4 separate regions of the Homo sapiens genome follow, and regions 1, 2 and 4 are each linked to region 3. The links are chromatin contacts, found by Hi-C or POLR2A ChIA-PET in ENCODE. All regions are on one chromosome and are shown on one strand. The core of a region is the stretch at or near the end of the contact, and the rest is flanking DNA. Distances in the headings are between cores, read along the strand shown. Region 1 overlaps VMP1 (vacuole membrane protein 1). Region 2 overlaps VMP1 (vacuole membrane protein 1). Region 3 holds the start of RNFT1 (ring finger protein, transmembrane 1). Region 4 overlaps VMP1 (vacuole membrane protein 1).

What was found. Hi-C counts contacts between places; a loop is a spot of excess contacts on that map. ChIA-PET counts read pairs that join two places held with the same protein, here RNA polymerase II (POLR2A). Pooled maps may share reads with other maps.
Region 1: a loop to region 3 is called in a pooled map, with 2.0 times the contacts of the local background. The contact joins the enhancer-like site here to the promoter of RNFT1 in region 3. A Hi-C loop is called at or near these places in 1 of 50 pooled maps. POLR2A ChIA-PET finds 5 or more read pairs at or near these places in 2 of 52 experiments (H1 and activated CD4-positive, alpha-beta T cell).
Region 2: a loop to region 3 is called in a pooled map, with 8 times the contacts of the local background. The contact joins the enhancer-like site here to the promoter of RNFT1 in region 3. A Hi-C loop is called at or near these places in 7 of 50 pooled maps. POLR2A ChIA-PET finds 5 or more read pairs at or near these places in 5 of 52 experiments (CD4-positive, alpha-beta T cell, CD4-positive, alpha-beta memory T cell, MCF 10A and 2 more).
Region 4: a pooled map shows a loop between it and region 3 (4-fold over the local background). The contact joins the enhancer-like site here to the promoter of RNFT1 in region 3. A Hi-C loop is called at or near these places in 1 of 168 maps with a recorded cell type or tissue (sigmoid colon), 4 of 37 single-sample maps with no recorded cell type and 15 of 50 pooled maps. POLR2A ChIA-PET finds 5 or more read pairs at or near these places in 14 of 52 experiments (A549, A673, CD4-positive, alpha-beta T cell and 9 more).

Annotation. Positions count from the first base shown.
Region 1 is chr17:59,802,303-59,805,002 of GRCh38, reverse strand. The region is part of intron 7 of VMP1 (vacuole membrane protein 1); the gene reads right to left. Among named protein-coding and RNA genes, the nearest start is that of MIR21, 38 kb to the left of the region's middle. Within about 2 kb of position 1,427, at least 2 of the 41 ENCODE cell types and tissues checked have a DNase peak (open chromatin) inside an H3K27ac peak, as active enhancers do.
Region 2 is chr17:59,785,189-59,787,888 of GRCh38, reverse strand. All of the region lies in intron 7 of VMP1 (vacuole membrane protein 1), which reads right to left. Among named protein-coding and RNA genes, the nearest start is that of MIR21, 55 kb to the left of the region's middle. RefSeq lists an enhancer at 969-1,448. Within about 2 kb of position 1,273, at least 30 of the 41 ENCODE cell types and tissues checked have a DNase peak (open chromatin) inside an H3K27ac peak, as active enhancers do; they include CD4-positive, alpha-beta T cell and endothelial cell of umbilical vein, where a contact is called at or near this core.
Region 3 is chr17:59,963,326-59,966,025 of GRCh38, reverse strand. It overlaps RNFT1 (ring finger protein, transmembrane 1), which reads left to right and starts at 1,286. Exons shown (of 9, transcript NM_016125.4): 1 at 1,286-1,418. The coding sequence starts at 1,363. It overlaps RNFT1-DT (RNFT1 divergent transcript), which reads right to left and starts at 930. Exons shown (of 4, transcript NR_110815.1): 1 at 838-930. It also overlaps the pseudogene TBC1D3P1-DHX40P1. RefSeq lists an enhancer at 916-1,185 and a silencer at 1,216-1,345.
Region 4 is chr17:59,753,260-59,755,959 of GRCh38, reverse strand. The region is part of intron 5 of VMP1 (vacuole membrane protein 1); the gene reads right to left. Among named protein-coding and RNA genes, the nearest start is that of VMP1, 47 kb to the right of the region's middle. RefSeq lists enhancers at 865-1,707, 551-1,750. Within about 2 kb of position 1,284, at least 10 of the 41 ENCODE cell types and tissues checked have a DNase peak (open chromatin) inside an H3K27ac peak, as active enhancers do; they include A673 and PC-9, where a contact is called at or near this core.

The sequences.
Region 1 (2,700 bases), core at 178-2,677, 160 kb after region 3:
ATTTTATTATGTATTTAACATACACAGTGACCATGCTACTTTCAGTTCCCATAATTTTTTCCAGGTCTTTCACAATATTCTCAGAATTTAAATTACATTATATATCAAATAATCTACAAACATTTACTGAAATTATATTAATATGAAGTCTGCACAGTTGTTTTTATTTCAAGAAAATAAACATTAGCATAATATGCAGTTTGATGGACAGTATTTTCTTGATTTTTTTCCTTGCCAGTGTAATGAAAACAAAACCAGGAAAGCACTGCATTGGTATTTTAAAATAGTAAAATAACTAAAGTTTAATGTTTAGATTTGATAAACACGAACATATTTTATTGTTTCTTATTTTAAATTTATTTCACTTTTTTTTTTTTTTTTTTTTTTAGCTGGAGTCTCACTGTCGCCCAGGCTGCAGTGAGTGAAGTGGTGCGATCTTGGCTCACTGCAACATCTGCCTCCCGGGTTCAAGTGATTCTCCTGCCTCAGCCTCCTGAGTAGCTGGGACTACAGGCACACACCGCAACGCCCGGATGATTTTTTGTATTTTTAGTAGAGATAGAGTTTCACCGTGTTGCCCAGGCTGGTGTCAAACTCCTGAGCTTAGGCGATCCACCCGCCTCAGCCTCCCAAAGTGCTGGGATTACTGGCTTGAGCCGGTGCGCCAGGCCCAAATTTATTTTACTTTCAAAGCCACATGTATAAAACTTAGTTATATAGTTTTAACAGCTTTATGTAATAATTTTATTGAAAACATTATTCTTTTATTGTTCAAAATGTTCTATATGTTACGTGCAATTTTGCTTTCCTTGTTGCTCTGTAGTTTTAAAAGTTCTTTGTTTTTCTAAAAACAACTTCAGTATATTTTTTAATTATTTGTATAATTTGGCGGCTCTTATTGTGATTTTAGAATAATATTGTTTATGAACTAAAATATATATATTCTCATTTGCCTTTATAATGAGAATTTTATTCTACGTATATTGTTAATAAACTTGACTCTATTACTCACACACCTAACACCACCAAAAAGCTAAACCAAAACAAAAAAAATCCCTTTTATAAAATTAAAAAAAATTTTAAACAAATTTTGCTGTTCTTTTTAGTCCAAGTAAAATAAAAAAGCTGAGTACAAATACACACCAATAATAAACAATATTTTTAAGAAAAACTAAATAAAAGATTACAAACAAATTGTATGTTAGGTATTCAATGTTCCCATTAAAAGTTAAAAAAATTAATATTTCATTTGAATAGTTTTGGAGTATTGTGGGGAACAATGTAGCATGACCAATTTGATTACTTCCTCACATGTCATTTTTCACTTTTTCAAAAATCCATAAACTAAAAACAAACACCTTTTATTAGTTCCATTTCTCTGTATTTACATTTCACAACTTTTACCTATTTCACAACTTAAGTGCCTGAGATGATAGTTTCATTCTCTAAGTCTACTTAAATATGAAGCATGCATTTACAATTAGCAATTACAAATCATTTTCTACTTTTCTTTTTTCACAAAAATAAAACCAATTATAGGTAAATAAATTACCTTTCCTACCACAACCCATAGTGATTATATATGTAAACCAATCACGCTTCTGAAACAGGAGACGCAAGAAACATTTTCCCAAGCACTACAAGACTAATAAAAAAAAGTCACAGCAATTCCTTATCACTGAATTTCAAGATTAAATACAGAAAGACAAAGCCTTAAACTATGAATATGCCTGTACCATTGTTGCTTCACATTTCTTTTTCTTAAGAAAGATATTTATGATTGAGAGAGAAGAGAAACTACAAGGCTAATAACAGTCTGCAAAATATTGATCTTTGAATCTAATGATGTCAACATGAATGTAAATATACGAAGTAACTTTTATCTTCAAACAGTAACAGTAAACATTTTCATTTTCACGAGGAAGCCATATGAAAAGATCTCTTTAAAAGCAACAGAAGGCCATATGCGGTGGCTCATGCCTGTAATCCCAGCACTTTGGAGGCCAAGGCGGGTGGATCACCAGAGGTCAGGAGTTCCAGACCAGGCTGACCAACATGAAGAAACGTCATCTCTACTAAAAATACAAAATTAGCCGGGCATGGTGGCGCATGCCTGTAATCCCAGCTACTTGGGAGGCTGAGGTGGGAGAATTGCTTGAACACGGCAGGCAGAGGTTGTGGTGAGCCGAGATCGTGCCATTGCACTCCAGCCTGGGCAACAAGAGCTAAACTCTTTCTCAAAACCAAACAAACAAAGCAAACCCAGAAAATTAGCTAGGCGTGGTGGCTGGCGCCTGTAATCCTAGCTACTCAGGAGGCCTAGGCAAGAGAATCGCTTGAACCCGGGAGGCGGAGGTTGCAGTGAGCAGAGATCGTGCCACTGCACTACAGCCTGGGCGACATAAAAAAATGAAATAAAAGCAACAGAAAATCCCTAAACATGTAAAACCAATGCAATGTTACCGAAGATAAATGTATACTTGGTTAATATGTTATGGAAGTTTAAATTACCTGCCTTTATAACCCATTCCAGTCATGTGTGGCTTAACAACTGGCATATATTCTGAGAAATGAGTTGTTAGGCGATTTCATTGTCGTGTGAACATCATGCAGTGTATTTATACAAACCTAGATGTTATATAGCCTACTACACACTTAGGCTATCTAGTATAGCTACCACTCCTAGGCTACAAACCTACA
Region 2 (2,700 bases), core at 24-2,523, 180 kb after region 3:
AATTTTTAGGAGGTCGAGTTTAAAAGTTTTCACTAAATTAATTAATTAACTAATTAATTAATTATTTTTGAGACAAAGTTCACTCTGTCACCCAGGCTGGAGTGTAGTGGCACGATCTCGGCTCACTGCATCCTCTGCCTCCCTGGTTCAAGCAATTCTCTTGCCTCAGCCTCCTGAGTAGCAGGATTACAGGCACCTGCCACCATGCCCCACTAATTTTTGTATTTTTAGTAGAGATGGGGTTTCACCATGTTGGCCAAGCTGGTCTCAAACTCCTGACCTCAGGTGATCCACCCGCCTCAGCCTCCCAAAATGCTGGGATTACAGTCGTGAGCCATTGTGCCCAGCCTAAATTTATTTTTTAGATAAGTAAGTCTAGCTAAAGGTGACAAGGCTAAATACAGAAATGCGCATGTAAAAAGAAATGCACTTGGGAATGTATGTTGAGAAGACAAGTTTCCCACTGGCCATTCATTTAACAGCTTGCATCACATTGCAACTATCTTTCCTTGTTGATAATATGGGAATGAGTTAAAGAAATAGAAGAAATTAAAAGGGAGAAAGATTAAAGTCTGCGAGTGAGGTGGCAAAAGAGTTCAAAATAAAGTAAATGCTTCTAGAGAAAGCAAGTAAAAGGGGGCACGAAGAATTCCACTATAAATCATGCTAAGTGTGCTTAGACATCACAACTCCAGAATTACTCTAAGTGCTACCTTTTCTTGATGAACAAAGTGCAAGTAAGTGACCTTTGGTACCGACACCTAACTGTGCGAATAGTCAAAATATCCTGTAACAGAATCCATCAAGACCACTTAAAATTGCTTAATTTTGATGGTACTTTGTGATAAAATCATGAGCCAACTGTGAAAGACTATCTACCAGGCCCGCCTTTTCAAAAACTAAACATTATTGGGTGTGGTTGGTTGATTATGAAAAGAGAAACTACACTAATTCTTGGTAGTTTTGACAACGCCTTTAATGATAAAGAAGTGTGTTTAACATGTGTCTCTCATGTTCACTATGGTAAAGTTGATCAGTTTAACTCTTTGCAAACAAGCAAGAGATCCTGCAAGCAGGAAGCTTTTCTGTGGAACTCCTGACGCAACACAAACCATAACAGTTACTGCAAAGCTTAATGCAAACCCTCTAGAGTCCACGCTGACAAATTCTTTAACAAGCCCTGTGGTTACAGGGAAGCTGGTTTCACTGTGACTCACTCCTGCTCAAACAGTTTACTGGAAATGAAGGGGAGGGGGAATTTTCAGAGAAGTCATGTGATGGCCAGACAAACCACAACCAGTAAAGGTTCATCAGAGTCAAAAACAGGTCCCAGCAACAACTGACACCCAGAGTCTTCAAATGGTACTAAAGTGTATGAAAATGTGTCCTGTTTAGTTTCAGATCATCTACACCATAAACTCTTTCATGAATCTGTGTATGTAAAGGAAAAACTTCACAGCAGGAAAAACCAGCAGGCATTGACATGGTGTAGGCAACTGCAACCGCACACACTTCATAGGAAAATGTGCTTAAAAGAGAATAGCATTAGTGGAATGCCAAAGCACTTTCGTGAGTATTTAAATAATCTTATCAATTCCTTTCCCATAGTCTTTAAACTCAAATGATCAAACACATATTCTATCATTATCAAAAGAATCCTTCACTTTGACCCTATAGTTTGAAAAGGGATGTTCGCTAGATAAATGTCTATTTTGTTTTACTGCATTAAAAAAAAGGCATTGGCCATAAGAATGAGAACTACCATTACAACTAATAAACTGTTTTTTGGTTTTATATTTTCACTAGTAAAATAATGTAAATAACTCAAAACTTCTGAATAGGACAAAGATCCTATTAAGCTAAAAAATAAGATTTTTTTCAGCCTTAAATTTAATAGAAATTAGTAAGGTAAAAGATACTAGTATTAAAACTTAATTTGGGGATTTAGCTTCAACATACAGAGTAGGTAGCAATTATTGATTATTAATTACATTAATTACTATAGTCCTAAATAGAACCTAAAAATGTTCCCTTAAAAAAAGATTAAATTCAGAAACTATAAAATAGCCTTTGAGGAAATATTCAACCTAAAATGGTCGGCAGACTCATGAACGATACTCAACAGAAAGACAAGCTAATTGATATGAAAATAGAGGAAAAAAACTGATATTCTTTTTTATCTTTTTTTTTTTTTTTTTTGAGATGGAATCTCACTCTGTCACCTAGGCTGGAGTGCAGTGGTGTGATCTCAGCTCACTGCAACCTCTGCCTCTCGGGTTCAAGCGATTCTCGTTCCTCAGCCTCCCAAGTAGCTGGGATTACACATGCCTGCCATCATGCCCAGCTAATTTTTGTATTTTTAGTACAAAAAATTTTGTATTTTTACAAGGTTTCACCATGTTGGTCAGGCTGGTCTTTAGCCCCTGACCTCAAATGATCCACCTGCCTTGGCCTCCCAAAGTGCTGGGATTACAGGCATGAGTCATCATGCCAGGCCCCGATATTCTTTGAAAAGGTGAAGTTTTAAGACTTTTACATTTCTGATTTAATTTTAAATTTCCTATTCTGATAGCAATAATAAGAAGTAGGAAATTTCACATAGTCAGCAACCTAACACTGTGAGAAAGAATCCAAGTAGCAGGTCATTAAAACAGATGACATTTAGGAAAGTAAACTTATTCAAAACATATTCTTGTAAGT
Region 3 (2,700 bases), core at 37-2,536:
GGTGAGCCACCACGCCAGGCCTAAACCTTTTTTTTTTTAGACGGAGTGTCGCTCTGTTGCCAGGCTGGAGTGCAGTGGCTAATCCCGGCTCACTGCAACCTCCGCCTCCCGGGTTCAAGCGATTCTCCTGCCTCAGCTTCCCGAGTAGCTGAGATTACAGGCACGCACCACCACACCCGGCTAATTTTTGTATTTTTAGTAGAGACGGGGTTTCACCATATTGGCCAGGATGTGGCCACGATCTCTTGACCTTGTGATCCACCCGCCTTGGCCTCCCAAAGTGCTGGGATTACAGGTGTGAGCTACCACTCCCCTCCTCAGCTTCGTTTTCTTAATGACCTTTTAATTTTAGAACAGTTTTAGATTAACAGAATTTATTTTATTTATTTATTTTTTGAGACCGAGTCTCACTCACTCTGTTGCCCAGGCTGGAGTGCAGTGGCACGATCTTGGCTCACTACAAACTCCACCTCCCGGGTTCAAGTGATTCTCGTATGCCTCAGCTTCCCGAGTATCTGTAGCGGGGATTACAAGTGTGAGCCAACGCCCCCGGCTAATTTTTGTAGTTTTAATAGAGACGGGTTTCACCATGTTGGCCAGGCTGGTCTCTACCTCCTGAGCTCAAGTGACCCGCCCGCCTCGGCCTCCCAAAATACTGGGATTACAGGTGTGAGCCACTGCGCCCGACCTAAACTTCGTTTTCTTAATAACCTTTTAATTTTAGAACAGTTTTAGATTAACATAATTATTTTGAGGGCAGTAGGGTCCTCTATACCCCACGCAAGACAGGTTTTTCAACTCTAACTTCTACTTCCACCCCACGCAGACTCTCCGCACCTCTCTCCTCTCATCTCGGGTTCTGACAAGGCCTGATCCTCACAGCCCAAATTCACGATTGTGAGGAAAGGTCAGCTCAGACCAAACGTCACCGCCCAGACAGACACAACTAGGTCAGGCGTCAAGCTCGCGGACATCCGAGCCCGGAAACCCTAACACTCCTCCAGGGGTAGGTTCTCCAAGCCTGAACATTTTTAACCTCAAAACGCCCAGGATCTCGGAGGCGTGTGGTGGATGCCACATAAATACATAACACATAACAACGACTTATTATTTAGCGCCAGGCCTGAAGGCCGTTCTCAGGCGCAGCTCGCTTGTTCTCGCTGCCAAAACACCCCGGCAGCCGTGAGCTCTCCACTCGGCGCGGTGCGGGGGCGGGGCTAGGAGGTGGAGCCGGGGCAGGGCGCGCGCGCGCGCGTGAGAACGTCCGGGGAGCGCGCGCGCCGCCGCCGTTGCCGCCGGGCTGAGAGAAGAGCTTGCGGGGTTTGCGGTTGATGGCCCCGACTGAAGGGCTGGAGGCGGTGTATGCCGCTGTTCTTGCTGTCGCTCCCGACACCTCCGTCCGCTTCTGGTCATGAGAGGTTAGGCCTGGGGGAAGCGGGCAGAGGAGGAGGCGGCGAGGGGCCGCGGCGCAGGGGGCTCTGGGGAGAATAGGCACTCGAGGCTCGGACGTGGGTGGAGAACTCTGCCCTCGGAGATTCCGGAAGAGTTGTGTTGAATTTTCTTCCCTTTTTTCTCCTCTTTCTTGTCTGTGCATGAAGGAAAGTGGGAGGGTTCTATGTTATTTATAGAAAAGACACTGAAAGCCTGCTGTCCAACGTCGCTCTTCAGTTTTGACGAAATAACACCCGTGGCGTCGGGGCCTCGGTGAAAGCCTTTAGTGAAAAGCACTGAAACCCAAACCGCCAGACACGGTGACTGCACCACTGTTCAGTCCTGGGAGTGAAATAGAATGACACAGAACATTCCCTGACGTTAACTCTAGCCTCCTCCTAGACAAACGGGAAAAGCACGGCAGTGTGGGATAGCCTCTGCGTTTTGTCAGCTGGGATTCCGACTCTGTTCTTCTGTTTCTAGGAGGTCCACACTGGATCATTTATTAGAGAGATCTTTCTCTGCTAGAGTCCTCTTTCCTCACACCCCTCCCTCCGTAATACACACACCACCGACGGTGGCATTTTATTGGGCGGACTGTGTAACTGCTTATTCAGACTAAAGAGTTACCTAGCAATTACGTGGTGACTCTCCAAAGTATCTATGCTTTAAATGTATTTAGGTAACATTCTTTTGCGCGGGGAGGTAATATTATTGGTGGCACCATTAATTATTGGAAACTTTATGAGCTTTGGGAAAGCTGCTTGAGCAGAAAATCTAATTTGTAGGTCACCTAAGTGCAGTGTTTATTATTAGTTACCTATGATGATAATAAGGCATTAAGATTTAATGTTGTTTTTTTTCCTAACATTTCCAACCATTAAAAAATACTGGCTCACTCTTCCTTATGAAACTTCTTTGATGTAGAATCTACATCAGAGATGAAACTGCACCATTTGGGAAAAGTAAATGTACCAGAGTACCCAGTGAGGACTGGTGCTCATTAACATCTGCTGGGTACCCATACTTCATGACTGTTTTGCGGATGCCTTCTGCCATTAGAGAACTGGAAGCATTTGCAGCTCAACTTTTTTTTTTTTGGTGCAAATGTTCCCTAAAAGATCATTTGTGTAGGGCAGCAGAGCCTTGGCATTAAGGGAGAAGGGAGGAGTCCAGTGATAAATAACCTGAAAATTCATCTGTTGTGATTATTTGCTACTCCTTTAGTGAATAAAGGATACCCAGTGAGGAATATACTGCTGGTATTTA
Region 4 (2,700 bases), core at 35-2,534, 210 kb after region 3:
TTCGAGACTAGCTCGGACAACACAGTGAGATTCCGTCTCTACTAAGAAAAAATATTAGCCCAGTGTGGTGGCATATGCCTGTAGTCCCAGCTACTTGGGAGGCTGAGATGGGAGGACCACTCGAGCCCAGGAGTTCAAGGTTGCAGTGAGCTATGATCATGCCACTGCACTCCAGCCTGAGCGACAGAGCAAGACCCTGTCTCAAAAAAAAAAAAAACCAAAAACCAAAACAAAAAACAAAGAAACAAACTGTCAAAAAGCAGTAACCGGGGCATGCATTAATGTGGATTTCAGTTTTCTAAATCTGTTGGTAAATTACTGTTGGTAACTTCTATCTCTTCCTTTGTTTAACAAAAAGCCTAATAATGCTTGTTACCTAGGTCACAGGGTAGAAATATGAGATTATACTATAAAAGTGCAAATATAAAATTGCTGGCCAAAACAAAAGAAATATGAACTCTATAGTATTAGTTCATGCTCCAAGTTATAAGGTACTGTCTTTGAAGCTATTTTTATTATATTGAATTAATCCATATTAAAAGGCATGTTTGGCCAGGTGTGGTGGCTCACGCCTGTAATCCCAGCAGTTTGGGAGGCTGAGGCGGGCAGATCACTTGAGGTCAGGAGTTCGAGACCAGCCTGGCCAACATTGTGAAACTCCTGTCTCTACTAAAAATACAAAAAATTAGCCGGGTGTGGTGGCGCATGCTTGTAGTCCCAACTATTCGGGAGGGTGAGGCAGGAGAATCGCTTGAACGTGGGAGATGGAGTTTGCCGTGAGCCAAGATCGCGCCATTGCACTCCAGCCTGGGAGACAGAGTGAGTCTCCGTCTAAAAAAAAAAGAAAAAGAAAAAGAAAAAGAAGGCATGTTTCACCTTTGTTCTCTAGACCCAAGCAACTTTTGATCATACAGTTGACTTAAGTATTCAAGAGAAATGAACTACATATTTATGAGAGCTGTTAAAAAAGGGCGGGGGGGGCTAGTATAAATTGTTTAAAATGTATGCTCAACAACAAATTTAAGCTAAACTAAATTTTCTTGGCTTTCATTTAAGCATACATTAATAAACTTAAGGGCAGGAAGTTACCCAGTCTGTGCATACCCCTTTTCCTTGGCAAAAACCCAGCCTGATGTCCTGAAGACCTTGGTTTCTTCTTTTGATGTGGTGATGCTCAGCAGAGTTAATATATGAGTCATTCCTTAGGGAAAGACAGGGAGAAGAGCTTTCATGCCTTCATCAAACAAAAGGCAAATAGATTTTTTTCTAAGAAGGGTCTGTTGGTCTTCCTGAAACAGCACTGAGTCACTGCATGCTTATAGCCATAGTTATAAGCATCTGGTATCAAGTCACACCACAGCCTTAACTTTTGGTAATTTCTTTTTTGTCTTAAAAGGAGGATAGACAAATGAGCAATAAAGCAATAGTCAGAAGTCAAGCTGAATTGATAGGGAAGAAGCTGGCTAACAATTTTTTAAAAAAAGAATGATTCCACTTTATGGTATTAACTACTACAATATTTCACTTACTGAAACTATTTCACTATTTTATTTCAACCCATATGAATGCAGTTTTCCAAATAATATTTACTTTTAGCAATAGCCAAGAGTCAAAAAGTATCAGAAATGTCTATACTAAGGAAAAAACAGCTTTTAAAAAGTGCAGAATACTATACAGTACTTCCTCCTTAGGGTGCCATATACAGAGGAGGTCATAAATATGAAAAAGCAATTAAGATGTCAGATTTTTTAAATGTATAATTTTTTTTGTTTTCTTTTTAGTCATCAATTGACCTGTACTTCAGGGTAAATGTACAATTTTTAACACATATTTTAATAATGAAATAATCCCAAACTTTAAAGCAGAAACAGGCTCTGAATCTTACACAGGGGCACGTATCTCACAATTTTCTTTGTATCTAATTTATAACAAAAAGTACTTTTTTTCTATAAAAATGGTCATATGAAACAAAATGGCTCACAGATATCATTCAAAGGATAACACCTTGATGTTACAGCTTCTAATAAAACCTGATCTATTCTACAATGTAACTGAATAGTTCCCAACTTTTCTACTTCCAAACTGCTTCTAGAAAGTAAAACTAACACTTTAAACATGAGAAAATCCAATGGTTAAAATATATGGCAAACAGAAAAATTGTAAAATATATTCAGCCTTCTACTTATAGCTAAATATTTGGGTATGTTTTTAAATTATAAAATGATTGTCGATCGTTTTTCTTCTCTTTACAGTTCTTTGTCTAGAAGCTGGGCTTAACTGAAAGGGATATGGGGCTTTGTGAAGTCTTTTGCCAGGAAACTGCTCCACCTAGTGTCAAAAATTGTACATACATCACATTATATAGGAGAGTAAATTGTAGCCCATGGACTCCTTTGCTATTAAGAACAGGCTTTATAAATCCTTAATGTTACATACAGTTTACAAATGGTTCTTTAATCATCTTTTTGTCTTGTAACTTGATGAATCATAATGTACATGCATATAAGGAGCATGTCCAGAATACATTTCTCATAATCAAGTACCAAAGTTCCTGTTTTTGTTAACCTGGTTAATTACAGAATTATGAATCATATTTCTATTAGTGGGAAATAATTACAAGGTGGCTAATGAAATAACCCCATCACTTCTCCTAATTGTGTACAACATCTAAACTTTTTTTTTTTTCTTGAGACAGGGTCT